2 separate regions of the Homo sapiens genome follow, and region 2 is linked to region 1. A link is a contact called in ENCODE Hi-C or POLR2A ChIA-PET data. All regions are on one chromosome and are shown on one strand. The core of a region is the stretch at or near the end of the contact, and the rest is flanking DNA. Distances in the headings are between cores, read along the strand shown.

What was found. Hi-C counts contacts between places; a loop is a spot of excess contacts on that map. ChIA-PET counts read pairs that join two places held with the same protein, here RNA polymerase II (POLR2A). Pooled maps may share reads with other maps.
Region 2: a pooled map shows a loop between it and region 1 (3-fold over the local background). The contact joins the promoter of RB1-DT here to the enhancer-like site in region 1. A Hi-C loop is called at or near these places in 1 of 168 maps with a recorded cell type or tissue (B cell) and 5 of 50 pooled maps. POLR2A ChIA-PET finds 5 or more read pairs at or near these places in 1 of 52 experiments (naive thymus-derived CD8-positive, alpha-beta T cell).

The regions. Positions count from the first base shown.
Region 1 is chr13:46,164,556-46,171,971 of GRCh38, reverse strand. The region is part of intron 1 of LCP1 (lymphocyte cytosolic protein 1); the gene reads left to right. It also overlaps the pseudogene RN7SL288P. Among named protein-coding and RNA genes, the nearest start is that of LCP1, 14 kb to the left of the region's middle. Within about 2 kb of position 2,976, at least 11 of the 41 ENCODE cell types and tissues checked have a DNase peak (open chromatin) inside an H3K27ac peak, as active enhancers do; they include B cell, where a contact is called at or near this core.
Region 2 is chr13:48,298,860-48,306,275 of GRCh38, reverse strand. It overlaps RB1-DT (RB1 divergent transcript), which reads left to right and starts at 2,574. Exons shown (of 3, transcript NR_046414.2): 1 at 2,574-2,985; 2 at 3,784-3,937. It overlaps RB1 (RB transcriptional corepressor 1), which reads right to left and starts at 2,525. Exons shown (of 27, transcript NM_000321.3): 1 at 2,227-2,525. The coding sequence starts at 2,363. RefSeq lists enhancers at 1,514-1,583, 1,824-1,873, 1,948-2,671, 2,672-3,397 and a silencer at 2,084-2,373.

The DNA.
Region 1 (7,416 bases), core at 1,727-4,226:
TGTGGTACCCACATGTACGAAAAGTTGGCCCTTGGTCGCCCTGAGTTTCGCATTCTGCGAATACTTGTATTTTCCATCCACATTTGGTTGCAGATGCTGACCCTGAGGACAATGAGGGCTGACTGTATTGAAGAAAATTGCGTATAATTGGACGCACACCATTGAAACCTGTGTTGTTCATAGGTCCACTGCACTTCATTCTCTGTGCTCCTGTAGCTCCATGCAAATAATATCTTTAAAATATTCATATTAGTGTAGTCTTGCATTTGCGTGACTATTTTGTTTACTGGACTGTGTGCCCCTCAGGAGCAAGGATTCTCTGCTGTTCATCTTGGTATCTTTAGTACTTAGGACAAGGTATGTGCTTTATTAAATGTGAGTGAATGACTGAGGTGTGGAGGCCACGGGCAAAGAGGACCCTTTTCTCCACCAGTGGCAGGGGGGACACAGGCAGAAAAGATCAAGCCTGGTTGTGTTCTTGCTCTTCTTAATACTTCCTTTAAAGATGTTGAGAAACCGAAGACACATTTAGAACTTCCCTAAAGAGCCTAGGAAGGGCCCAGTCCTAAGTAAAACCTTGCAGAAATATGTGTTTCCCTAATTAACATGAGGTCAGAGCTTTGACCTTCAAGGGCAACCCCAAAGGATGGCAGGGAAACTCGAGATACAGGAATCCCATAGCCAGAAATGATAGGAAAGGCAGGAGGCCACTCCAGTTTATAGCTGTGCGACCCTGGGCCAGCTATTTAAACCTCAGTTTCCTCAAAGTGGGAATCATAGTAATACCCTATAGGATTGTGGTGAGAATTAAATGTGAATGCATGTAAAACATTTAGCACTGAGTTAACCACTCATTAATGTTAACGGCTATTATTACTGACCAACTGGTCTTTTCATTTGTTCTTTAGCTATTTGCCCTTTCTCTGACTCCAAATAGATAGGCTTTCTATAGAGAGAGCATGGAGTCTCTGATGAATGAAGAAAAAAACAGACTGATCTTTAAGCAATCTCCTACTGCTCTGTTGAAATCTAGGTCAAATGTCACTTCCTCTAGGGGGCCGCCTTTGGCTCTCCAGGGGAGAGCTATTTTTTCCCTCTTCCTGTGGATCTAAAAAGTTTCGCTGTATTCTAGTTACTGTGTCTCTCTCCCCTACTCAACAGGCCAAAGCCACGTCTGTGTGTTCTCAGCATCTAACACAGGACCTGGCATATAGTAGGTGTTTGGCAGATGTCTATTGAAGGAAGAAATTTACAAATGTATGAATTTTTTTAGTGACAGACATTTAGAATTACTGGGGGATGAATAGCATTGTTCAGATAGTGAGACGCAAATTACATGCAGGTAAATGCTAGCACCTATATTTCCAGCTTGCTCCTTGGTACACCGCATATGTGCATCCCAGGTGGGTTTGCCCCTCATTCAGTCACTGCTCTGTCTCCAAGGTTCCTTTCCCTCCCACCTCAGCAGCGCTCAGCTTACAAGCAGGCCCTACAGAGTTGGATAGAGACCCACTGCCAAGCATTACCGGCAGCCAGCAGGTTTTACAGCAACAGTGCCAAGAAGCCCAGCCTCAGGATCTGCAATCTCAGACAGAATCGCTTTTGCGGCTGGCAAGGTAGGGCTAGGCAGCAGGCACAGGTGCCATTTCACAGACTACCTCGGGCCAGCAGCTGCCCTTTAGACACCAAATTAACTCACCAAAGTTGTCTTTCCAGCAAAGTGGTTTAATGTGAATTTGAAGCATTTAGTAGCCTTGTTTTGGGTGTCTGTACCTTTCAGTGGATGGGATTGTCTAAGTATGTACACAAGAATATTATTGTTAAATTCCTCAAAGAAGGTGATAGGGGACTTTTCAAGTCCTGTATACCATTAGGTTATGGATTGTTTTGTTCATGTACACAGCTCATTTACTGAGTACCTCACATGGGCCAGACACTAATCTGCTAGGAGAGATGAATGGTAACAGGGACCACACTACAGAGATCTGGACCAAAGCTCAGAGGAAGGGCTCACTGATTCTCCCCAGCCTCCAGAACAGGATGCCTGAAACCATGATGATTGTTGCGATAAGTCTGAGGGTGTCATTTTATTATTGATCTATGAATTTGGCTGTCTTGTCTTTTGAACATTTCATCTCGTGGTGAGTTGTTTTAATTGGGTTTGCTCTTTGGTTGCTAAGGAAATTTGGAGGGCCTTAGTGCAAGGTCAAGAATCAATGTACAACAAGGTGTGGTGGTGCACGCCTGTAGTCCTAGCTACTTGGGAGGCTGAGGCAGGAGGGTGGCTTGAGTCCAGGAGTTCTGGGCTGTAGTGTGCCATGTCAATTGGGTGTCAGCACTAAGTTTGGCATCAATATGGGAGCAGGGGACCACTAGGTTGTTTAAGGAGGAGTGGGTGCACTGGCTCACACCAGAAATGGAGCAGGTCAAAACTCCTGTGCTGATCAGTAGTGGGATCACACCTGTGAAGAGCCACTGCACTCCTGCCTAGGCAACATAGTGAGATCTGTCTCTTTAAGGAAAAAAAATAGAATAAATGTATAGAGACAAATGCAGGGGGTAAGAATCATCGTGACCTAGAAGATGCCAGTGTACACAATATTTGTATGTGATTTGGCACATGTTAATTGCAGCCTAAACCTGAACAGTGCCTTTGCCATACCTAGAAAAATTCCCCTTCATGTACAAGAAACATACATGAAATTATATTCGTAAGACATTTGAAATCTTGGGGGATTGTTCTTACTATATGTGAAGAAGGTCTTAATTAAAGAGAAGAGTCCTATCTTAGGGTTTAAAACTTATTAAAGAGGAAAGAAGAGAAATAAGGAGGCCTGGACTCTGGTCCCAGCCACACCTCCAATAAGCTCTGTGATGTTAGGCATGTCCTTTAACTTGGGTGTCATTTCATGCCTCTGTGACAGGGGAGTGGCCAGATAGATCATCTCTAAGATCCCTCCACCTCTACATTCTATGACTGCTATTCTTACTACATTCATTCTATAAGGAAGTTGGCATAGACCCAGAAGATAGCAAAGAAAACTATGAAAGATTTGGAGAATAAGCCCTAAAAAAGCAGGTTACAAGAATATAAAGAGACCAAGGCATGTGATGGAATCTTTATGAATTGAACAGCTCCTGTTATTTCCTCTGAGAATAGCCCAAGAGAGACCTTCAATCGTATCAGAAAAGATTTAGGTTACAAAGTAGGGATATGAGACACCAGAGAGGTTGTAGGATTTCCTTATTTGGATATTTTTAACAAAATAGTAGATGACTCTCTTTCTGGGACAGTTTGAGTACCGTCTTGCCTAGAAACTAGGAGTGAACTGGATCAACGTGTCTTAAGCTGTGTGTGGTAACATCCCATAAAACAGGTCTCACGTGCTGCTCTGGGAACTTCCCTGATCTGTGCGGGGGCAGTCCAGCAGCTAGGCAGCTGAGCAGAGCGCATCTGCCTGGGGCCAGTGAGGAGAATGCATCTAGACAGAGCTTTTCGTGCTGCTGAGGTAAGAGCAGGAACACAGCCCCCCAGCCCCCAGGAGCGAGGCTGGGCTGGGAGCTGCCCACTCCCTCACTTGCTCCATTTCACAGAAGGCACCTCCGAGCCAAAGCTACAGCTGCTGATGGCGCCAGCAGCTATTTCTCAGCTCATTTGCAATACTTTCTAATCTAGCTCTAATTTGTATGTATACTTGTCAGCTACTGCATAGAATTTTGGAACTTTTAACATAGAACGGACTCCGCTTCTCAATTTATGAATGAGAAAACTGAGTCCCATAGAGGCAAGATGGAGCCTAAAGTTACACAGCCTAGGTCTCCTGACTGCCAAGCTTGGCACTTCCTTCTATTTCCTGCCAGTTATTTCCATTTTGATTTCTTTGGAGATGTTCAAGTATATTAATTGTCTCAATATCTTAATTGCCTGGGCTGCTTTAGGTATTTTATATTTTTATTTTTTTGATAAGCCTCTGTGCTAATTTCTTACACTTATCTAGTTTTATTTTTCCCTCAGAGCCTTGTGTTTAACCTTTTCACTTGTTCGTTTTTGATCGTCAGAACTCTTTTCATTGCATTAACTATTTCACAGTAAATTAGCTGTAATCCATGTGCTGCATTTGAAACTTGATATTTAACTGTGGGCTTCATGCCTGAAGCCCCTCACCAACCCCCTAGCAGCCAGGGCAGTACTTTGCATACAGACACATATATGGAGTGAAAGAATGAATGAATGGCATTTGATATCAAGGTAATAGTGCAATCATGGTTAAACAGCTAGCCCATAATATTCAATTTATTGAAAAGATGCATTTGGGGTACTCTGAGCTTTCAGTAGGGGAAAGTCTGGATCTTAAATTGCTTCTGGTAGAATGTGGGCTAAAGGGTAGCTGTAGAATTTAAAGATGTTAGTATCAGGAGCATCACTGTCTAAAGCTCAGGGAAGGAGAGAGATGCTAAGGCACAGAAAGGCCTCCCCAAGCCCCAGCCTGGAGTATCCCCTTTTCTTGCAGGAGGCTTGTTCTTGTGTCACACCCTTAATGGGATTGGGCAACTTGGTAGAAAACAGAGGTATCAGGAATGTACTAAGGGAGAGAAGGAAGGAATGAGAACTCCTTAGCTGGCGACAGAGCCAGGCTCTGTAAGATGTGCTACACAGCTTCAGAAGCCCCTCGGTGTAGTGGTCAAACCAGAGGTACCCAGAGCAATATGAGGTTGATGAAGTTTGGAGTAATCTGGATTGCTAGCTTCCCATAAGTGTTTATGTGGCCTGAGATAATAGTGTCAGAGGAGAGCCGTTGAGTCTCTCCTCCTGAATAGCCTTCCCCCTACCTTCCACCCTGTGGCATTTACATCAGAGCCTGCAGAGAGAAGAATTCTGTAGGCTTTGAGAGAATCCATGTATCTGCAGGGAGAAAAAGGACAATCTGGAGGAGATTCTGACTTGACAAAAAGATTCATCAGAGTCCCTTTAACTGGCCATCTGTTTTTAAGGCCATTTATAATTATTTGGTTTCTTAAAAACAAAGTCATTTTAAAATTATATTTTCTGAATCATCCTTTATGTAAAAGTTAGTCATATCTGTATCCATAGAGATATGATATCCCAAGAATATATAGTAAATTCCATATATTCGCAAAGTAAGATCTCCTACAGTGGTCTACTTTATAAAATGAAGGGGACAGGATTAAGTAAAAGCAATGTTTTTTCCTTAAATAGATTAATCTTGATGGCTTTTTAAAAATGTATGGGTATTTTATTTTGCTTCATAGTCCTACATATTTTATTTTTCGTTTCTTTAGTTGTCATAGTCTAATGCTAAAGCTTACAATATTAATGTTATTCTAGATGATGTGTTCTTTTGGATTACTGATTGTTCTTGAGATGTTTGGAAGTTGTATAATTTCCCCTCTGGAAATGTACTGAAATTTATTGAGGCAGAGCTAGGAACTTGAGTCCTGAGTGTCCGGTTTGACTTTAACTACTGAATCAAGTTGCAGGAAAAGTGGGGCACATTCAAAAGAGTCCCTTGGCAAGGTGATACCAGGTCACAGATGCCTCCCTGATCCTGGCAGGTTATATGATTCAGCATCAGTATATTGAATCAAAATACTGACTAGCCCAGCACTACCATCTTTCAGAAATGATTCCACCCCTTGAGCATCTCTCTCTAGACAGGTCACCTTTTCTAGCCTTTCTGCTTTTAATTATCAGTTATGAAACTCCCCAGAGAAAATTCCATTTACATTTTTACATTTACTTTAGAGGATGTTTTTTCTTCTGTAAATTCTGCAGCACTGTGTTCAAGAGTAAACTCCCACAAATTGTTTCTATATTCAGACTTTAGAGAACTTAAGTTCAGGTACTTTTATGATAACTCATCCTCAGAAATTCCCTTCGCTACTGACTTGGGAAATACCAGCACCCTTTAAGCAGAAACTCAAAACTCACTGATTTAAGAAATGAACAGGCTTTGTGGCTTTTGCAGTTTGAGGTGGGGCTTTTTTTTTCTTAAGGTTTTAAAAATAATATAATTTTTTAAAATGAACAACCAATGCTTTTTTTTTGGCCAACGTCTTGAGATTCTACAACTATTGATTTAATAAATTTAAGTGCTCTCACATGCACTCACACAAAAAACTAGCAGCCCAGACGTGACCTTGATGAATGAGTTGTCTTTTTATAATAGATTTTTGATTTGGGCAGTAATTCAGAAGGGGATTTCCCAGATTGACCACGGATTTGCAGAAGACCTGAAAATGGTTTGTGGCAGGGCATATTTAGATGATGTAGTCATTAAAAAGGGCCACACTCAATGCAGGAGCAGTCGGGCAGAGCTGAAGAAACCACTCACTTATACCTTGGAAGATACATGCTTTCTTTAGCCCCTCCTTTTAAGCTCCAGATGCCTCAGCATGCCCATTACTGCAGCAGTATCTGTATAGTTTGCTGCCTATATGGTGCCAGTAATTTGCAAACTAAAGCCATCACCAACTAATCTTACTTATATTACTTATTAATCTTATAATATTATCATAACCCATATTTTCAAATATGCGTGAATTAAAATGGGTGCATTTTTGTTTTTTTTTTGTTTTTGAAATGGGGTCTCGCTCTGTCACCCAGGTTGGAGTGCAGTGGCATGATCTCAGTTCACTGCAACCTCCGCTTCCTGGGTTCAAGTGATCCTCCCACCTCAGCCTCCCGAGTAGCTGGGATCACAGGCATGCACCACCACACCTAGATAATTTTTGTATTTTTGGTAGAGATGGGGTTTCACCATGTTGCCCAGGCTGGTCTCGAACACCTAAGCTCAAAGCAATCCGTGCACCTCGGCCTCCCAACATGTTGGGATCACAGGCATGAGCCACTGCACCTGGCTCAATGTCTTTCTTAAAAATGATCTGGTCTGCCTGTTTTTACACTAATTATGTCCTCTTCCTGCTGCTTTGCTTTGTGAAATTACTGCCCTTTGCACATTCAGTTTAATTACTTAAAGGTCTCTGCTCAGTTATGGACCTTAGGGGCCCTTTTAATGGTAACTCCATCCTTTTCCTGCTCTGCTCATCAGCACCTGCATTTACAAGCTCCAGCCTGGCATTGCCTTGAGAATTTGTACATGGATAAAACATTTCTTCTCATTAGAACTTCAGTTTCCTTATTTATAAAATGAGGACATTGTAATAAATTATTTATGAGGTTCCTTCTGTCTCCAAAAGTTAGGTTGTGTTTCCAGGATATGCTGCTCATGCTGATGGTAAAAGGGACTCTCTCCAGATATCTATTCATGTTTCTGCCCAACAACAACAAACAGTATCACAGCAATGTCAGTTGCTGATTATCCCTTCTCCACTTTACCTTTTAAACTAAGTTAATCCACTTCTCTTTTGCATTTGCTGTTAAATCACTGAAGCATT
Region 2 (7,416 bases), core at 1,325-3,824, 2.1 Mb before region 1:
GCCACAGCCACTGGCTAATTTTTTAAAATTTGTTTTAGAGACAGGGTCTTGTTTTGTTGCCCAGGCTCCTCTCAAACTCCTGGCCTCAAGCAATCTTCCCATCTTGGCCTCCCAAAGTGCTGGCATTACAGGCGTGAGCCAACATGCCTGGTCAGCTTTTTTGTTTTTTTAAAGACTGGGGTCTTGCTTTGTTGCCCAGGCTGGCCTCCAACTCCCAAGCTCATGTGATCCTCCTGCCTCAGCCTCCTGAGTAGCATGGACTACAGGTACGCGCCATCACACCCAGCTCGAAACATGATTAACCTTTGATTATTTCAACAATGAATGTGGTATGCTGTTCCTAGTGACAGTTTCCCTTCCAGCTACATTACTTAGGCCAGAGATAAGGCAACAGAAATAAGATCTAAACTCTCAAATCAGGAATGGAATCTGTCACTGGAGGTGCAGTTGGACTGAGCCTTGATTCCATCTCCAGGCAAGATGCTCAGTATCAGACTGCACGGCAGCGGTTCTACCCTTGCTGGTTAATTTATAGAGTTCAACTGTCTATGTTAATGAAACCCTTTGTGGGTATGGATAATCAAGAACAGACTGTATCTTGTATGGTTTTGACTTATAAGAGAATTTTTTATAGTTCCATTACTTAAAATATATAAAATGAGTTAAAAAATGAAAGAAACAGTCCTCTTTTTTCCAAGCAGTGGCCACAACGTCAATATTCCTGGTTACCCTACATTAGAGTATGCTTCCAAAGCTGTGTGCATAACATGGAATTCTTTAGAGTAGCCATTACTGCATTTTCCCAAGGGAAATTTGCAAGAATTGGATACATCAGAATTTAATCAGAAACTAAAGCCATGTCTTTTCCCAGAACATGCCCCAGACGTGGTTTTTAATTTTTTGTTGTTGTTATTTTGGTTTTTTAACGAATATGGTTTTTAACTGACCTATAAGACAGTCCATTTAAATATATAAATTTTTAATAGCCTTCCAGGGGCCATTTCCTAAATCCCACTTCAATCTTTTCTGCCGTGAATTGTTAGTGTATACCGAGTGGAAAGAAATGGGTGAGGGTGAAAGGATTTGGTGATAGACAAGAATGGGAGAGAAAATAGTGAAAAACAGAAACAAGTCCCATTCCCTCTGCAATGAACTTGTCTCAAAGTAGAACCAGTGCTGACAATAATGACAATTACACTCTTTCAATCATAGCTATTTAACCATAAAGTAGAAAAATCAAGAAAAGTAAGATGTTGTAATACAATAAATACTTCCCTTCAAGATCTAGTGCATTCGTATGGACTTGCTTAAATTTAGATTCCACTTAATAAGGGAAAACGAAAATTTCCATTTGCGCACAGAACCACTAATTTTGTGCCAAAAACAAAGGCAAAAAGAGGGGACACCAAGATCCTTGCTGGTTCAAAGTCAAAAGGCAAAATGGAAGAAATAATGAGACAAGCCGAAGCCGACTAACACGCAAGAAGAGTTCATCAAACAGGAAAAAAAAAAGTTTAGAAACTTTCAAGCACTTCTGGTAAATGTCTCATGAAAGTTTTGCCCATGTTTCAGTTCCTCTAAAGAGTTACGCTCCATCAATCACTACAGATGGCTTTGAGTCCCCAAGGCCTCGATGCATTATTGTTCTAAGGAAACGCCGCAAAGCTCCTGAGCCGAGTATCCTGTGGGCAATGGACACTCAGGACCCTGCGCTTCTTGTCCAAGGCTTTCTGGTCGGCCTCTCCCACAAATGGACTTCAGATGCAGTGCACGCCCGGAAGAAAATACTTCCCAACTGTTGCATCGCGTGAACCAAAACAGAAAGTCAGACGACCACCGGAGTACTCCAATTCTCCGGTGAAAAACTCTCCCACAGACACCATTTTTGTATTTTTATTTTTCATTTTTTGCGTCTGATGGACGCTCGCAACGACCCTCTGCCTCCGAGCCTCACAAGAGGGAACTGCACCTGTCACTTCGCTCAGGACCCTAGCCCCACCCGCCCGACACCTGTCAAGTTGAAGCCGAGACCCCTCGCCCAAGAACCCAGAATCCTGTCACCATTCTGCAGACGCTCCGCCGTGGCGGGGGGCAGGGAGGGCGCCTCCTCCCGCCGGGACCCGGCCCCTGGCGAGGACGGATCCCCGCCGAGCCGCCTTGGCGCCCGCCCTACGCACACCCGGGGCGCCCTTCCCGCGTGAGGCGACGGCGGCTCTGCTCGCTCACCTGACGAGAGGCAGGTCCTCCGGGCCGCTGTCCTGCTCTGGGTCCTCCTCAGGAGGGGGCGGCGGCGGCGGTGCCGGGGGTTCCGCGGCGGCAGCGGCGGCGGTGGCGGCCGTTTTTCGGGGGGTTTTGGGCGGCATGACGCCTTTCCGCGGCGGGAGCCAGCGAGCTGTGGAGGAGCGCCGGGGAGGACGACGCGCGCGCACGTCGGGGCACGCCCCGTCCTCTCCCGACTCCCGTTACAAAAATAATTTCAACGTCCCCTGAGAAAAACCGGACGCGCCCTCCCCCGCCCGGCAACTGAGCGCCGCGTCCAACCGCGGGAAAACGTCACTTCCGCCCGCGGCGTCACGTCCGCGAGGCTCCCGGGCCCGCCGGCGTCTGTGGGGAACTGGGGCGCTGGTCGGTGCGCGGGCTGGGACGCTAAGTCATGAGGAATTAAACTGGGAAACCTGGCGTGGGTCCAGGCGCCTTCCAGGAGGCATCCGGCGCGGCCCGGACGTGCTTCTACCCAGAACCACCCCCTCCAGGCCGGGGTGCACTTAACGGGGCTATACAAAGAGTCTGGTGGGTGACTGTGGGCCTCATCCCTATCCCGGGGTCTGATAGGGAAGACTCTCGGGCCCCGCAGGGAATATCTGGCTAGTGCACCCTCGGCGGGAGCGCCACTCTCCCTCCTTGGGCGGCGCCCCCCACCTCTCATCCCGCCCAATCCGTTTTGCAAAGTCGGCCAAAACAAAAACAAACTTGGAGCGCTGATAGGTGCGGAACTTTACCAGTCACTTAGAAGATAGAAAATGTTAGACACTTGCTGGCCTTTTGGGATCACTGGTTAGGGAAAGGAAGGGAGGGAGCTGTGGGGAATGAACGGATAGTAGTGTAATAAAGGATTGTAGTGGTGTAAGAACGGGAAGCACCGTGGAAACGTCTGAGGAAGATTTTCAGGGGAGCAGTAGCTGCTGAATAGAAGTCTGTCAGGCAGGCCTGACATTTACTATGTACCAGGAACTGTGCTGGCCACCTTACATAATTGTCTTATTTAATCCCCAGAAACAGCCTTTTTTTTCTTTTTCTTTCTTTCTTTTCTTTTTTTTTTTTTTTTTTTACTTTAAGTTCCGGGATACAAGTGCAGAACGTGTAGGTTTGTTACATAGGCATACGTATGCCATGGAGGTTTGCTGCACCTATCAACCCGTCATCTAGGTTTTAAGCCTTGCATGCATTAGCTAAGAAACAACGCTTTCCAATGGGTAGTATTAGCTAGTCTACGTTGCAGATGAGGAAACAGGCTCAGAGGAGTTAATTTGTCCAATACCAGGGCCGATGGGTAGCAGAGAATTTGAACTCAATTCTATTTGATTCCACTTGTCCATTATATTATGTTTGATGAAGAAAACAGTGACAGAGAAGGAGCATGTGCAAAGGCACAAAGACATCAGAAAAGAGCTTGCTGGGACTACCACCATCAAACATTGGCTTAAAGCTGTTATCACTTCTGTGTCTCGGTATTTGTACCAATAGATTATCTAGTTTGAATACATTTTTTTTTCTCTTTGGCAGACACTGTTATTGCCCATCTGAACTCGTCAACTGAGAAGGAAAGAGATGGTTTATGCTGTGAATAAAATACAGTTGTGCTGTGATGTAAATCCCCTCATCCTGGAGCAGCTGAGCAAGGTCTAAGGCAGGAAGAACCTTCAAGCAGGTCATGGCTGTAAGCCTCCTGAGTTTATCCCAGCAAGTTGTATAAGGGATTATCTTTTTATCTGCATATTATGACATATGTGAGGATGTGTAAAGGTTTGGCAAGCACTGGCCTACTCAACAGCCAGTCCTACCTAACTTCAGAAATCTTTCTTGTGGGCAAATGTCAGGAGATAGGGCCCAGGCCCAGGTCCAGCTACAAAGAATGAATACAATTAAAGTGCTACTTCCATTCACCTCACCCCAGATTAGTTTAGGCAAGAGCTCAGGATGCAGTTTTGACATTTGAAAGATAAGGAGTAGTCTGCTGGGAGCCTGATAAATTGAAACAGGGATGGCACAGTTCTAAATATTATTAAATAATAGTAATAATATTAAGTATTACTGAGGATGTGACACTTCTGATTGCTGCAGCCATTGTAACGTGAGGCAAGCCAACCTACAGAGAAGGTAGAAATGCTGATATTGGTGCAGGAGGAATTTCAAAAGAATCTGGATCCTCAGTGTTATAAATGAGCCTCTGATTTGGCCAGCCCTGGAGCTGACCTAAGCTGAGCTGAGGTTTTCACTTGTTTGCAACAGAAAGCATCATGACTGATAATGTTTCTCCTGTGCTTATCTTCAGGATAGAGACCAAATCTTGGGTATCATCATTGCCTTAGTACCTAGCACAGTGTTACACACACAGTAAATGCTTGCTTACTAAAAGTAGGGATGGCAGGAAAGTGAAGGAAAGTTCTAGGAACTGAAGTAAACTCTCTTCATACGTAGATATCACTTGCTTTATTTAAAACCAGTTTATCAACATCTAGATTACATTTATGTAATCTAGATTTATTTATTACCATATTACAATTATGATAAAGAGATTTCTCAATTTACAAAAGAATATATGTCTTGACCATGGATTAATTTAACTATGTTCACTAGTATGTAAAATATATTTTCCTGCAGCCATAAAAAGGAATGAGATCATGTCCTTTGCAGGAACATGGATGGAGCCAGAAGCCTTTATCCTCAGCAAACTAACGCAGGAACAGAAAACCAAACACTGCATGTTCTCACTTATAAGTGGGAGCTAAACAATGAGAACACATGGACATGAAGAGGGGAACAACACACACTGGGGGATTACTTGAGGGTGTAGGGTGAGAGGACAGAAGATCAAAAAACTACCTATCAGGTACTACACTTGTTACCTGGGTGGTGAAAAAATCTGTACACACCAAACCCCAGAGACACACAGTTTACCTATATAACAAACTTGCACATGTATCCCTAAACCTAAAATAATAGTTTGAAAAAAGTGTGGTGTATATATCATAATATATACACATAAATAGATACACACACACACACACACACACACACACACACACACATACACACATACATACCATAAAATAGACCCAGGAAGGGGAACAACACACACTGGGGCCTGTAGCGGGGAAGGGTGGGGAGAGGGAGAGCATCAGGAGAGCTAATGGATGCTGGGCTTAATACCATGGTGATGGGTTGATCTGTGCAGCACACCACCATAGCACACATTTACCTGTGTAACAAACCTGCACATCCTACACATATACCTGGGAGCTTAAAAGTTGAAGGAAAAAATAATAAAATATATTTTCATCCACACAACTCAGAAGCAATTGAGTTCACCATCAAAATCTTTAGTTTTCTGTTGCATTACCAAAGAAGTATTAGAATTTCGGCAGAGTCTAGACCAGGTACGGTGGCTCACGCCTGTAATCCCAGCAGTTTGGGAGGCCAAGGCGGGTGGATCACCTGAGGTCAGGAGTTTGAGACCAGGCTGGCAAACATGGTGAAACCACATCTCTACCAAAAATACGAAATTAGCTGAGTGTGGTGGCAGGTGCCTGTAATCCCAGCTACTCTGGAGGCTGAGGCAGGAGAATCACTTGAACCCAGGAGGCAGAGGTTGCAGTGAGCTGAGATCATGCCACTGCACTCCAGCCTAGGCGACAAGAGCAAGACCCCATCTCAAAAAATATATATATATATATATATATATATATATATATATATTTCAGCAGAGTCTTAAAAAAATTCCCCCTGAACTTCTTGAAATTCATGGATCTCTTCCAACCTGCTTGGTAATTTTAAGAAGATTGCTGTAAGACTCCTACAAAAAATATATGTATTTCTTAGATTTTCTATCTAGAGAGGGAACTCTCTTCAGTTTGAGACTCCTTCAGTGATATTAAAATTTGGGGAAGGGTCTAAAAAGTCTTCATCGTTCTAAAAAGCCTTCCTTCAAAGTTTTTATACCCCCAAGCTACCACACTATTTCCATTTCTTAACCATCTAGCTTCTTAGAAGGGTAGTCCCCATTGGTTCTCTCTGCTTCCCCAATTTCTCAGCCTGCTGGCCCCTGGCTTTCTTTCACTACCACCAAGAGCCCCCTTCTGAAATCACTCTTTCAAATGTCACTGATGATAGTTGTCAATCCCATGGCTTCTTTTGGTCCTCAACCTACTTGACCTTTCTTGCAGTCAATATAGTTAACCACTTCCTCTTAAAAATTCCCTAGTCTTCCACAAATCTATGGTCTCCTTGTTCTCCTCCCTTGTTACTTCACAAATTCCTTCATTAGTTCTCTTTCTGCCGGTCCCTTCAATGCAAGTGCTCCCTAGAGTAATGCTACTCAAAGTGTAGTTCTTGGACCAGTGACAGTCTGCGAACTGTTTGTGTTTAGTCCACAAGGAAATAAGTACAGAAATTAAAAGGATAAGTGCTTAGCAGTGTTTATATCAATTTGACATTTCAGGAATATCCGAGTGCATGATCATTGGACATTGCTTGTTAAACAGTTCAGGTATTCTTCAACCTGGTTCTTGAGTTGCAGGTGGCATGGTTGTGTCCCTGTCATATGCAATAGTACGATATTACAATGAGTAAAATTTCAAGGTTTGTCACCTGCAACCCAAGAGTAAAAATCTATGAAAATGTAAATATTTATTTACTTATATAACTTGTTATTTTTACAATCATTTTCATTTTTAATCAAGCCTATTTTTTGTAAATTCTTAGCTAAATTAGGGGAGTAAAATTTGTGTCATTTGTTTTTAACCCTAAATTATAGATGGCAAAACAATCCTTACTGTCCAATTTTGCCAATACAAGACACACATCAGTAATGTGTTAGTAATCACAGTAGTAAACTAAATAATGATCAGAGAAGTAATTCCAAAGAATTAAACAAATAGGAGTTTGTACTAATTTTACTCAGAAGTATAATCCCTTGTTATTGAGTTTGTAGCCATAACTCATAGTGAAGTGCTAAAATCATTACAGACTAATGAAACAATAAAGCCATCAAACTTAAAGGACATTTATATACAAAATATTAAAAAACTAATTATAAATTTGATAAAATATCTGAGTATTTTCTATCAAAACAAGCTCCACATGCAAGAAATTCATGGATCCAAAATCCGTTTATTTCATTGAAAGATAACTTGAGTG